Regions from separate parts of the Homo sapiens genome. Here region 2 is linked to region 1. Evidence: read pairs that join two places in POLR2A ChIA-PET (ENCODE). Cell type or tissue: MCF 10A. All regions are shown on one strand. Each heading gives the region's core, and the rest is flanking DNA. Links, peaks and the distances in the headings are about the cores only.

The links. ChIA-PET counts read pairs that join two places held together with the same protein. Peaks named below come from ENCODE experiments on the same cell type or tissue, not always from the same donor. Only the 100,000 strongest peaks of a DNase experiment are listed, where the experiment ranks them.
Region 2: POLR2A ChIA-PET joins it to region 1 with 6 read pairs; 1 of 35 experiments calls an interaction of 5 or more read pairs at or near these places.

What each region holds. Positions count from the first base shown.
Region 1 is chr1:232,702,470-232,707,851 of GRCh38, forward strand. No RefSeq gene overlaps it. Among named protein-coding and RNA genes, the nearest start is that of LINC01745, 13 kb to the right of the region's middle. In MCF 10A, for the core only: no CTCF peak of the experiment used is centred there; DNase peaks (open chromatin) are centred at 2,472, 2,982, 3,862 and 4,832.
Region 2 is chr1:232,536,412-232,541,793 of GRCh38, forward strand. The region is part of intron 2 of SIPA1L2 (signal induced proliferation associated 1 like 2); the gene reads right to left. Among named protein-coding and RNA genes, the nearest start is that of SIPA1L2, 91 kb to the right of the region's middle. In MCF 10A, for the core only: no CTCF peak of the experiment used is centred there; DNase peaks (open chromatin) are centred at 2,000 and 2,420.

The DNA.
Region 1 (5,382 bases), core at 269-5,268:
TCACAGTGAGCTGAGATCATGCCATTGCACCCAGCCTGGGCAACAGGAGTGAAACGCTGTCTCAAAACAAAAAAAAATTTCCATCCCTAATTTTTCCACTGAGCTGCAAACGTAGAGTAGATTCAACTGCCAATCTGACAACCTCACTTGGCTAAGAAGAATGACAAACTAACCTGGCTCCAGGGAAACTCTTACTGCCACTGACCTTCCTCCCCTAATAGCCCTGACTTGTTCTTCCTCATCTTATTTAAAGTTACCACCATCCATCCAGACACCTCGCCAAAAATCTAGGCATCATCCTTAATTTCTTTCCTTCCCATCCACTCACATCCAATCCATCAGCAAACCTGTTGGCTTTATCTCCAAGATGAATCCCTGCTGTGTCAACTTCTCCTTATCTCCAGAAACTATTCTAGTCCAAGCCAAGCCACCAGAATTTCCTACCTGGGTTATGCATACTCTATTAACTATTCTTTTTACACTCACTTCTTCCTATAATCCCCACCCTATAAAGCAGACAGGATGGTCTTTTAAAATGCAACGCAGACGATGTCACTTCCCTGTGGAAAATTCCTCCCAGAGTCACCACTGAATATAGACTAAGATTTAGGCTCCTTTTGTGGTTTCAGTGTCCCACATGACTGGCTCTGCCTGTCAGATAAGCTCATCTGCTACTGCACACTGGATCACCTACCTTTCTGAGTCCAACACTCCCCCACGTGTCCTCAGAGCAAGTCAAGCTCATTCCTGCTTAAGGACCTTGGCTCCTGCTCTTTCTGCTACCTGGACTGCTGCGCTTCCACATCTTCACAAGGTGGTCTTCATATCCACGCATCATATCTTCACAATGTACCTTCGCATTGCTTCATATCAAATGCGACCTCCCTGGCTAAATCCTGTCACCTCCACCCTGGTCACTCTTTATCAAATCATTGTATTCTGTATCTTTCTTTCTTAGTTTTTTTAGCATGTGTTACTATCAAAAATTACGAGGTAAATTTGTTTGCTTTGTTATTTTGTCTCCTCCTGCCCATTCCCACCCTAGGTAACATGTAAATTTCCTTCCATGTGAGAAAGAACCTTATCTGCGTAGTTTACAGTTTGTCACTGTGTCCCTAGTGCCTAGCACAGAGCCAGGCTTGTCAGAGGTGATCAATGAATATTTGTTGCGTAAATGGAGTCTTGTGGAGCTAAATGGAACTGCAGTGGTATTCCCATGTAACTGATGGAGGAATAGACACTTAGGGATTTCAGTCATTTGCCCAAAGGTATGCAGCCAGTAAATGGCAGAAGAAACTAGGGTTCATAGCTGGGAGCCAGTGCTACCTGGCAGAACGTCTTCTCTTGGTAAGGCTAACTTGTCAGGACCATCTGACTTTAAAGACCTGAGGTTTTCGCCAGGCGTGGTGGCTCATGCCTGTAACCTCAGCACTTTGGGAGGCCAAGGCAGGCGAATCACCTGAGGTCAGGAGTTTGAGACCAGCCTGACCAACATGGAGAAACTCCATCTCTACTAAAAATACAAAATTAGCTGGGCATGGTGACGCATGGCTGTAATCCTAGCTACTCAGGAGGCTGAGGCAGTAGAATCGCTTGAACCTGGGAGGCAGAGGTTGTGATGAGCCGAGGTCATACCATTGCACTCTAGCCTGGGCGACAGGAGCAAAACTCTGTCGCGCAAAAAAAAAAAAAAAAAAATAGATCTGAGGTTCAGACAGGTGCCCAATTACCTACCAGGCTGGAGCTTCAGAGAGCTAGTGATCAGTCAGGGAAACCTGACCTTGAGAGAGTGGGGGTACCAAGGTAAAGGCAGGACTAGCCAGAGGTCTCACTGAGTAATTCATAGTGAAGCCCACCATAGGGGCACCAGGTTGGATGAAAGGTAGAAATCAAGTAAATTTGGCCACCAGAGTGAGAAGGATTCCATGGTAGCACTTCCCACTGCTGAAAGCCTGGCGAACACTTCCTGTTGCCTTATCTGGCTTTATGGTAGTCGTTTTCCTCTCCCTATTTAGAAGACATCCCAGTCTTATCCTTCTGGGCCATTCATGCTTGGCTAAGTTTCCAGCCCTGTGTCCCCTAGTGACACCTGTGTCTTGGCATGACACAAAGAGCCAATATGTATTAAAACAGCTCTGTTAGTAACCTGTATGGTGTTTAAGGAGCCAAGTGAAATCAGAACTAATAGTATTATCTGTCTGCTTAGTGCATAAATGTAATGGCATAATCTCATACAAGGAGCAAACAGAGACAGACAGAAAAACATCAGTTTAAAGGAGTCTTGTTTGACCTGTATGTAGTGTGCAACAGCTTCCTGGGTGTTCATGTTGCTGGGTTCAAGTCTCCAAAATAGTCAGCAGGCAGAAAGTCTCCTCTGTTTGATAACAGTCCCAGATCTGTCAGTTCGGTTGCCAACCCTAATTTGTAAATTCTCTTCTGTAAAGATTGCACAATTGTGCTCATTTTCTGTTGACTGTGGGCTGGCTAATGGCTGCTAATGAGTCAGCTGCTAAGTGACTCAGCACTGCATCAATAAAACAGATCCCTTCGTCCCTGAATCTGCTGGATGAAAATGATGTCTTCCTTTGTCAATGTGTCCCTTTTGGCCCCTGCTGAGAACTCATGACCTGATGTATTGTGTAAAGCGTCCCATCCTTAAAGAGCCCACTCTATCAACTCAATGAAAACCAAGAGGAATATTCCAAGTTTTTGGTGTTTTTCTATTCTGGTTTTTGTTTTCCTCACTGCAGAATGTTCACACTTGCATTCTTTCTAGTAAACTAGAAAGTCTCATCTTTCTTCTCGTGTAAGGTGTGCTATTGTTGATGGCACTCTATGGGCTCTGGGTGACTGAAGGTGTGTTAGAATAGATGGGTAAGAGGAAGAGACAATGGCCAGCCTTTGGTGAATCAGGGTCTGGTTTATGCCCAGACGCACAGTTGGCACTAGCAGTAAGACAGAAAATCTGGAAAAACTGAACAATCAGCTAGCCTTGGGGTATCTTTCACAATGTAATGGGTACTCAGCAACATAAGTGTCCTAACTGGCCGCCTCTCAAAGAAAACTAATACTGCATACACAAATATAAATTGGCAACAGCTTAAACACAAGTGCTGTACGTATCACAAATAAGATGTTTCACATAATAAAAGGTATTCTCTAGAGAGGGCCCTTTTCAATAATGTCAAACATCATTTGAAGTGTTCACATATTTCTCAGGATCCATCGGGAACAGGAAATGGGAACAGAGGAAACAGGAGCAGAGGACTCAAAGGAGGCATCAAGTTCTACCTCCAGAATTAGAACAGAAAAGAGAAAGGAAAGCTGCAAACCCAGTCAATCCTGGCTGTGCATGCATCAGAACCACACCAGCCTTCCACGTCTGAGATCCCGAGACAAGCTGCCTCTGAACCAGTAAGAGCCTCTTGCTCCTTCCTTCTGAGGAGCTACCCGGTGCCTGAGTACTGACTACATACTCTCCAGAGGCAAGTGTGTCTTCAGACTTTCCACCTTCATAGGCACAGTCCAGACCTAGTCGTCTTATTACTTCTTTGTTATGGGGCACTTTGAAATATAGAACCACGCCTTTATGTTCTAGGACACTGGTCTCTCCCCATTCCCTCTATGTTAGAACAGCACTATTGGTGCTGTGACATAGGTCACCCCCTCTCATGGACTTACACACTCCCTTTTCCATTTCTTTCATTCCATTCAAGAAATTTTGAAACAAGTGATTTCTAATTAAAATATTCACCTACTTTAATAATTTCATAATAGTAACAAATGACTTGTTAAACATTCCAATGTGTTGCAATATGGATGTGGAGAACTGCTCTTCTGGAAAAAACAATGAAGCTCGGAGATGTTTGTGACTTGCAGAGCTGGTAAGGACACCCAGGCCTGCTGACCCCCATCCAAGTGGCTTGTTCCTGAGCCTCACAGATTGTACAGGATTCTCAGATTGTGCAAATGCGGAAGTGGTGGTGGACAAGAGCCAGTAGCCTGTACATTTTGGTACATTTTCAGCCTCTGAAAAGTCATTTTTCTGTCTTGTACTTCAGTGTCCTTTCTCTCAACTCCAGGCTGCCTTACTTCCTCCTGAATACCCTTGACCCGTCTCTGCGCTTGAATCTTTGTTCACCTCCCTCTCTGGGATGAAAGGCTCTCTTCAATCTTCATTGGCTTCAAGACCTTGCAGGAGCACTACCTGCTCTCCGAAGCCTTTTCCCACTTCATGTCTTCTAGCGATCTCTCCCATCTCTCCTGCAGCTGTACCATCTCCATCACTCATTCAGGGCTTTCAGAACGTCCCTGATGTTGTGAAATCGTCTTTAAAAATATTGTCGTGTCCTCTTGTTGGGATATACATTCCTTTTGAGGAGGTATTGTGCCTTGTACCATTAATTATTTTATTTTCTTTTATTAATTATTAATTTATTAATGCATTATTCCAATCTACCAAAGATTTGAGATATCGTATGAAAATGATATAATCTGAGAAGATAAAATTAGCAGTCAAGGTAGTTCATGTGAAAGGGAAAACAAGAAAAGGAGACATGTTTTCACATCCCTAGCACCCCACAGAGTATCTAATCCAGGAACTCACTACTTTTTTGTTGCTTTTAGAGAATCTGTGGAAGAAACACAAAATCAAAATATTGATCCATTCTATTTGTATATCACTTTATAATTTTAAACATCTTTACATCATTGGGGCTAAGCATTCTTAGGAATATATTTTTGATCTTTATTTTATAAATAAGAAAATTAAGACTCAGAGATGTGAAGTGACTTGGCCAAGTTCACTAGCTGGTTAATCTGGCAAGCTGCCACTGAAACCCAGTTTTCCTGTTTGAACATGTTGTGCCCTACCTGCTGGAAGAACAAACTTTGTATAACGTTTGTATTTGTATTAAAGACTAAGAGATGTGGAGAACAAGAACATTACTGAACCTGTACAGTGGGATGATACCAGCCATCCGGGGGAGAGGAAGTAATCAGTTATTGGGTGAGAAACTAAGATGGATACCTCATGTTTTTTCAAAATCAAGTACTCTATGTAAGAACTAATGAACCCTATAGAGATCATTCATAGAGCAGAATAACAGAGAAACTGAGATATGCCAGAGTGAGGCTGAGGGGCTGAGGACTCTATGAAGAGTTACAACTTAGGGCCATTATAAATTCAGGCCATTTATTACCACAAGCTTGTAACCCCTTGTCACTACTGTTGTTTGCATTCAATCAATTTTATATTTAATTTTAGAATATAAAAAAGCAATGAAAAGGCTAACCAAAAAAAGGCTAAAAAAAAAAAAAAGCAATGAAAAGACTACCAAAGATGCAATTCCTCACAATCCGCTCTGAATGAAAGTGAAGTAG
Region 2 (5,382 bases), core at 69-5,068, 170 kb before region 1:
TCTAGCCGTAAGGGTCCCAACCAACCACTCTCCTGGCCTCTTGAATCATTGCTTATGAGGAACTACTTTCTTCTCACCCTGTTTCAGATGGTATGTGACACCAGTGATGCAAAGCCCAGGGACTGAGAGAAATCAGCCCACCAAATAAAGAAGCCTTTAGGCTGAAATGAAAGCCAGCCTACACCATCATTAAAAATCTGTCAACGGACTGGTGAAAAAGAGTTCTCCAAAAATGAAAAATAAAACAAACAAACAAAACGACAGAAGTTCTAAGTCTAATAAGCTCCTTCTTTTTCTCTTGTAACTGCAATATTGCTATGGATGATTTCACTATATAAGTAATAAATAAAAAGTTCTTCTGCCTAAAAAAAAATAAGACGACTGACAGGAGGAGTAGTTGAGGTGATAAAGAGTCAAAAACCAATTTCTCTTGTGTCCAAATATTTGGGATGTCTTATGGCTGAAGATGTTTTATCTCAAAGAATGTGCTTTAATTTGGAACTATTCTTTTCTATACCACATCATGTCGTAATTACATTATGGGCCAAGCACGGTGGCTCACGTCTATAATCTTAGCACTTTGGGAGGCCACAGCAGGTGGATCGCTGAAGCTCAGGAATTCGAGACCAGCCTAGGCAACATGGTGAAACCCTGTTTGTACAAGAAATAGAAAAATTAGCCAGGTGTGGTGGTTTGCATCTGTAGTCTCAGTTACTTGGGAGGCTGAGGTGGGAGGATCACCTGAGACCTGGGAGGTTGAGGCTACAGTGAACTGTGATTGTGCCACTGCACTCCAGCCTGGGTGACAACGTGAGACCCTGTCTCAAAAATAAATAAATAATAATAATTACATTATGTATTAATTTGGTGGGACCAAGCAATTTGTAAATACAGAATGTCCTACTTCTTGGAACAAGAAATTCTGATCAATAAAATTAAGAAATATTCCTATGTACATAAGTATGCAACTAAACCAATAGTATAACAGCAAAACATCAGAGTTGCTTAAGAAGAACAATAGTAGCAATACATCGCTTTATAGTGCCCACATTAAAAATATACTAAAATTCAAAAGATAAAAAAAAAATGAAGCAACAAGGAATACTTCACAAAATAGGAAAATGATAAATTTTCTTAATTTAAAAATCCCTGAAGCTTTGGTTTTGTGTCCGTCACCCTTGTTTAGCAGGAGCAATGGTGTAATAATGGCTAGTAGCACAGATGGGCTGTGGAGTCAGACGCCAAGGTCAGAACCACAGCTCTACTTACTAGACCATGTGTAGACATGCAAGTTAGCTAACCTTTGTGAGCCTCGATTCTCTCATCTGTAAAATGGAGAATTAATAGGACCTAACTCACAGGACTGCTGTGGGGATTAAATGAGCTGAGGCAGGTAAGGCTTAGAATAGTGCCTCCCATACGCAAATGTGTTCCACAGTTATTATTGTTCATTCATGATCCTTAAACTATCTACATATAACCTTTCTACCTCTAACTATGATATTTAAGCTTGTCCATTTTTCATTCACTGATTACAGACTTCCTAAATGACAAAAATAACCTAAGTGTAACCCTTTTTGTAATAAACATCATTTATTTAAGTTATCTGTGACAATCTCCCAGGCAAGTTCTTACCCCATCAGTGAGGAAATGCTAGGTTCAAATCCTCATTAACATTGGTTACACAGAAACAACAAAAAGTCTCAGTAATTTCAAAGGCAGCAGAATAAAGCTGAAATATCTCCATTTTGGCACAGGTGGGATCACGGTCAGGCCAGGATGGGGCCAGGATGGGGATCTTCTGCTGACACCTAGCTCAGCAGGCCATGGGGCTGTTGAGGGCATGCACCAGAATCACTCAGGCATGTCAGACAAGAGAAGAGGGGGTATGGGGCAGATGAGGAAGGTCTCCTAACCCTACAAACACCCACTTCTCTTCTCCAACACAGAGAACAGTAACTGGCCCTCAGCAGGGGTTATACCTCCAGAATGACTCAGAGGGAAAGAATGCCTGGTGCCTCCGCAATATCTGATCCTTTCAAAGCATCGTTCCACATGAAGGCACTCACTCTGTATGGCACCAGCTCCCTTTCCACAGAGTCCCCCAACACCACTTTCCATTAAAACCTTTTCACCACTGGCACTCAAATGGCCTATGTAAAATTACTGGTTTCAAATTATCCAAAGAGAAGTGGTACAGAGAATGCTGCCATCTCTATGCTAATTCCTACTTCATATAATCTTAAAGTCCCCCAGGCTTAGTGTTTTGTGACCCCCCCTCCCCCACTATACACACATGTGCTTGTATACACACATAACTGAGAAGAAAAACTTTCAATAATTTGATGATCACATGAAGGTACAATTTGAGTAGAGAGCTCAAAATTTCCCAACCATCAAGAATGTGACAGTGGGTGGGTGAGCTGACTCACCACTAATGACAAAGACAAAATTTGACCTCAGCATCTAAACCTGCAAGCGTATATAGAATATCATGTTCTTTTTTCTATTTTTGTTACCTATTCAGACAGCTGACGAATATTCCCAAGATGCAAGTTTTATCTACCTTATTTTCTACTCCTCTTAATCCTGTTTTGATTGCTGGGGGAAGTAGCAGTCACATGCTCTGTTTGTGGCAACACAGAATGAAAATCCTCTCCTCAGAGTCTCCTCGTCAAGCAAACAGCAAATCTGTTTATTCATCATCTTCGGTTCACAATCTCCAGCCTTCTACCAGGCTAACTACACAAACCGCTGCAGGTGAAGCAGCTCAACTCCTCTGTCTAACCTGATGCCAGTTGAAACCCTTGGGGTAGGGTCTTATCTAGGGCTTCTTGGTAACTAGTGGACACCTTAGGCAAGGCCTTGAGAGGTGCGAAACAATCTGAGTCCTTCCTACTACTTACAACTGCAAAAAGTCTAAGGGTCTGTCACTCAAAGGTCAAACGAGAACACTCAAAATCACTTAAACTTCATTTGGTCAAGAGAAATTAAGTAGTTTCCTAAAAGTCAAACAACCCTGAAAATGACCTGAACATCTTCAAGGACGGGAGAAGACATAATAAGAGATTTCCCCTTCTGCATCTTTGCCTTCAATTCTGCACTCCCCCGAGTAGATCTGGGCCCACTACCTCAGAAATTTGGTACAGAGCATCACCAGGCCAATATGCATGAAGACTGAGGTTTTAAAGGAGAGGATCTCACGCAGGTTGTACAAGAAGAGCAAACACAACTGACCTGGAGAGCAGCTCTTCTCTCATTCTGTGCTCTCCCCATTCCCCCAGGCCCACCCTCCAGAACCAGCTAGAGTTGGGATCCCAGCTGCACCCTGTGGCCAGCCTCTTTCTACCACGAGTCTGACGACAGCCCTCTTACTTCAGAGAGCCCCCCAGTGACCTGTCAATCTAGATCTGGCTCCTCTGAGCTTCATTCTACCAGTTTTCATTACGCATTTTTTCTTCTGTGTGGACTACAAGGTCAAAACAAAAATGAAAGGTCTGTGTCTAACTTGTTCCTGCAGTATGGAGAAAGCTGCATGGTGCCCAATGCGAATGCCTGTATAGCGTGTAAAATAGTGTCCAGCTCCCAGCAAGTTAAAACTTCAAATAAAGGCCGGGCACGGTGGCTCACACCTGTAATCCCAGCATTTTGGGAGGCCGAGGTGGGTGGATCATAAGAGGTCAGGAGTTCGAAACCAGCCTGGCCAACATGGTGAAACCTCATCTCTACTTAAAATACAAAATTTAGCCGGGCGTGGTGGTGGGCACCTGTAATCCCAGCTACTCGAGAGGCTGAGGCAGGAGAATCACTTGAACCCGGGAGGTGGACGTTGCAGTGGGCCGAGGTCACGCCACTGCACTCCAGCCTGGGAGACAAGAATGAAACTCCATCTCAAAACAACAGCAACAACAAAAAAACTTCAACTAGAAAGCACCAACACTGAAAGCAAGATGGCAATGAAGTGGCACCTTCAAACTGGAGTATTCATTTCACTGAGCCAGCCTCTGCCATGACAGCCTCTTTGCAAACCTTCATTGGTTTCGATTCTCCAACACCCGTTGCCTCCATTGCCCATCCCCTCTGAATGAGGGAAGGAATTCACAGTCTTCACAGTCAGAGGGCACTCAAGTGAGTCAGGAAAATAAGAGAGCAAAGGCCAACCAGGGGTATCTCTGGCAATTTCCATAAGTGTTAGAGGAGAGGACGGCAGAAAGATAGAATGGAAGGAAAGGGAGAAGGGCAAGCAACTGGGGAAAAAACAGAAACATGCAAGAAGAAAACTGAGCCTACGGAGAAAGAAATCAGGCAAATGCAAGAGAGAGAGAGAAAGGAAAGAATACGGATCTAGTTGGTGAAATACGGTGATAAAATTTAAAATTTGACCAGAATTATCACTATCATTATAAGCAATAGTCAATGCCTTCATCAGGCACCTTGCTATTAACTTACAGAACACTCACTGTGTGTTGTTTGTTATATCAAGTCTTTAGGAATATATCTATCATAATAAGGAAGAAGATCATGTCTTTTGCAGGGACATGGATGGAGCTGGAAGCCATTATCCTCAGCAAACTAACACAAGAACAGAAAACCAAACACCACATGTTCTCACTTATAAGTGGGAGCCAAACAATGAGAACACATGGACACAGGGAGAGGAACAACACACACTGGGGCCAATGAGAGGGGCAGGGGAAGGGAGAGTATCAGAATAAACGGCTAATGCACACCGGGCTTAAAACCTAGGTGATGGGTTGATAGGTGCAGCAAACCACTATGGCACACGTTTACCTATGTAACACACCTGCACATGTATCACATCACATAACATAACATTAACATAACATAACATAACATAACATAACATAACATAACATAACATAACATAACAGAATATATCTTCTGGGCTTGCCATTTATTAATAATTTATTATTTTCAACAAGAAAATAGCTCAGATAGTCTACTAGGTATATTTAACAAAACACCATTTGAAAATAAAGAAGACATAAAACCTTTAACAGTAGGTTCTACGGGTTTCCTGAACTCTAAGGCCCAAGTGCAAGTAAGGCTTTCTTTGATGAACCAGATAGATAATTTATTTTTCCCCAAAAACTCCAGGTTCACTGATGCTGAACAAGTCCTAAATTCTTTTCTTGTCAATATCTGCATCTCTTAGTTAAGACAGTAAGTCGATATTTTGGTTCTTGTACATTAAAAGTGTTTTAAACTTAGACTTCCCCATCAACTTTATCCGCTCATTTGATGCTTTTTACTGATATTTAACAAAAAGAAAGAAAGAATGAAAGAAGAACATATTAAGACCTTCAGAAGCCCAGTTTTCAGTACACCCTCTCAAATAAGCCCTCTCCAGGAGCATTCTTC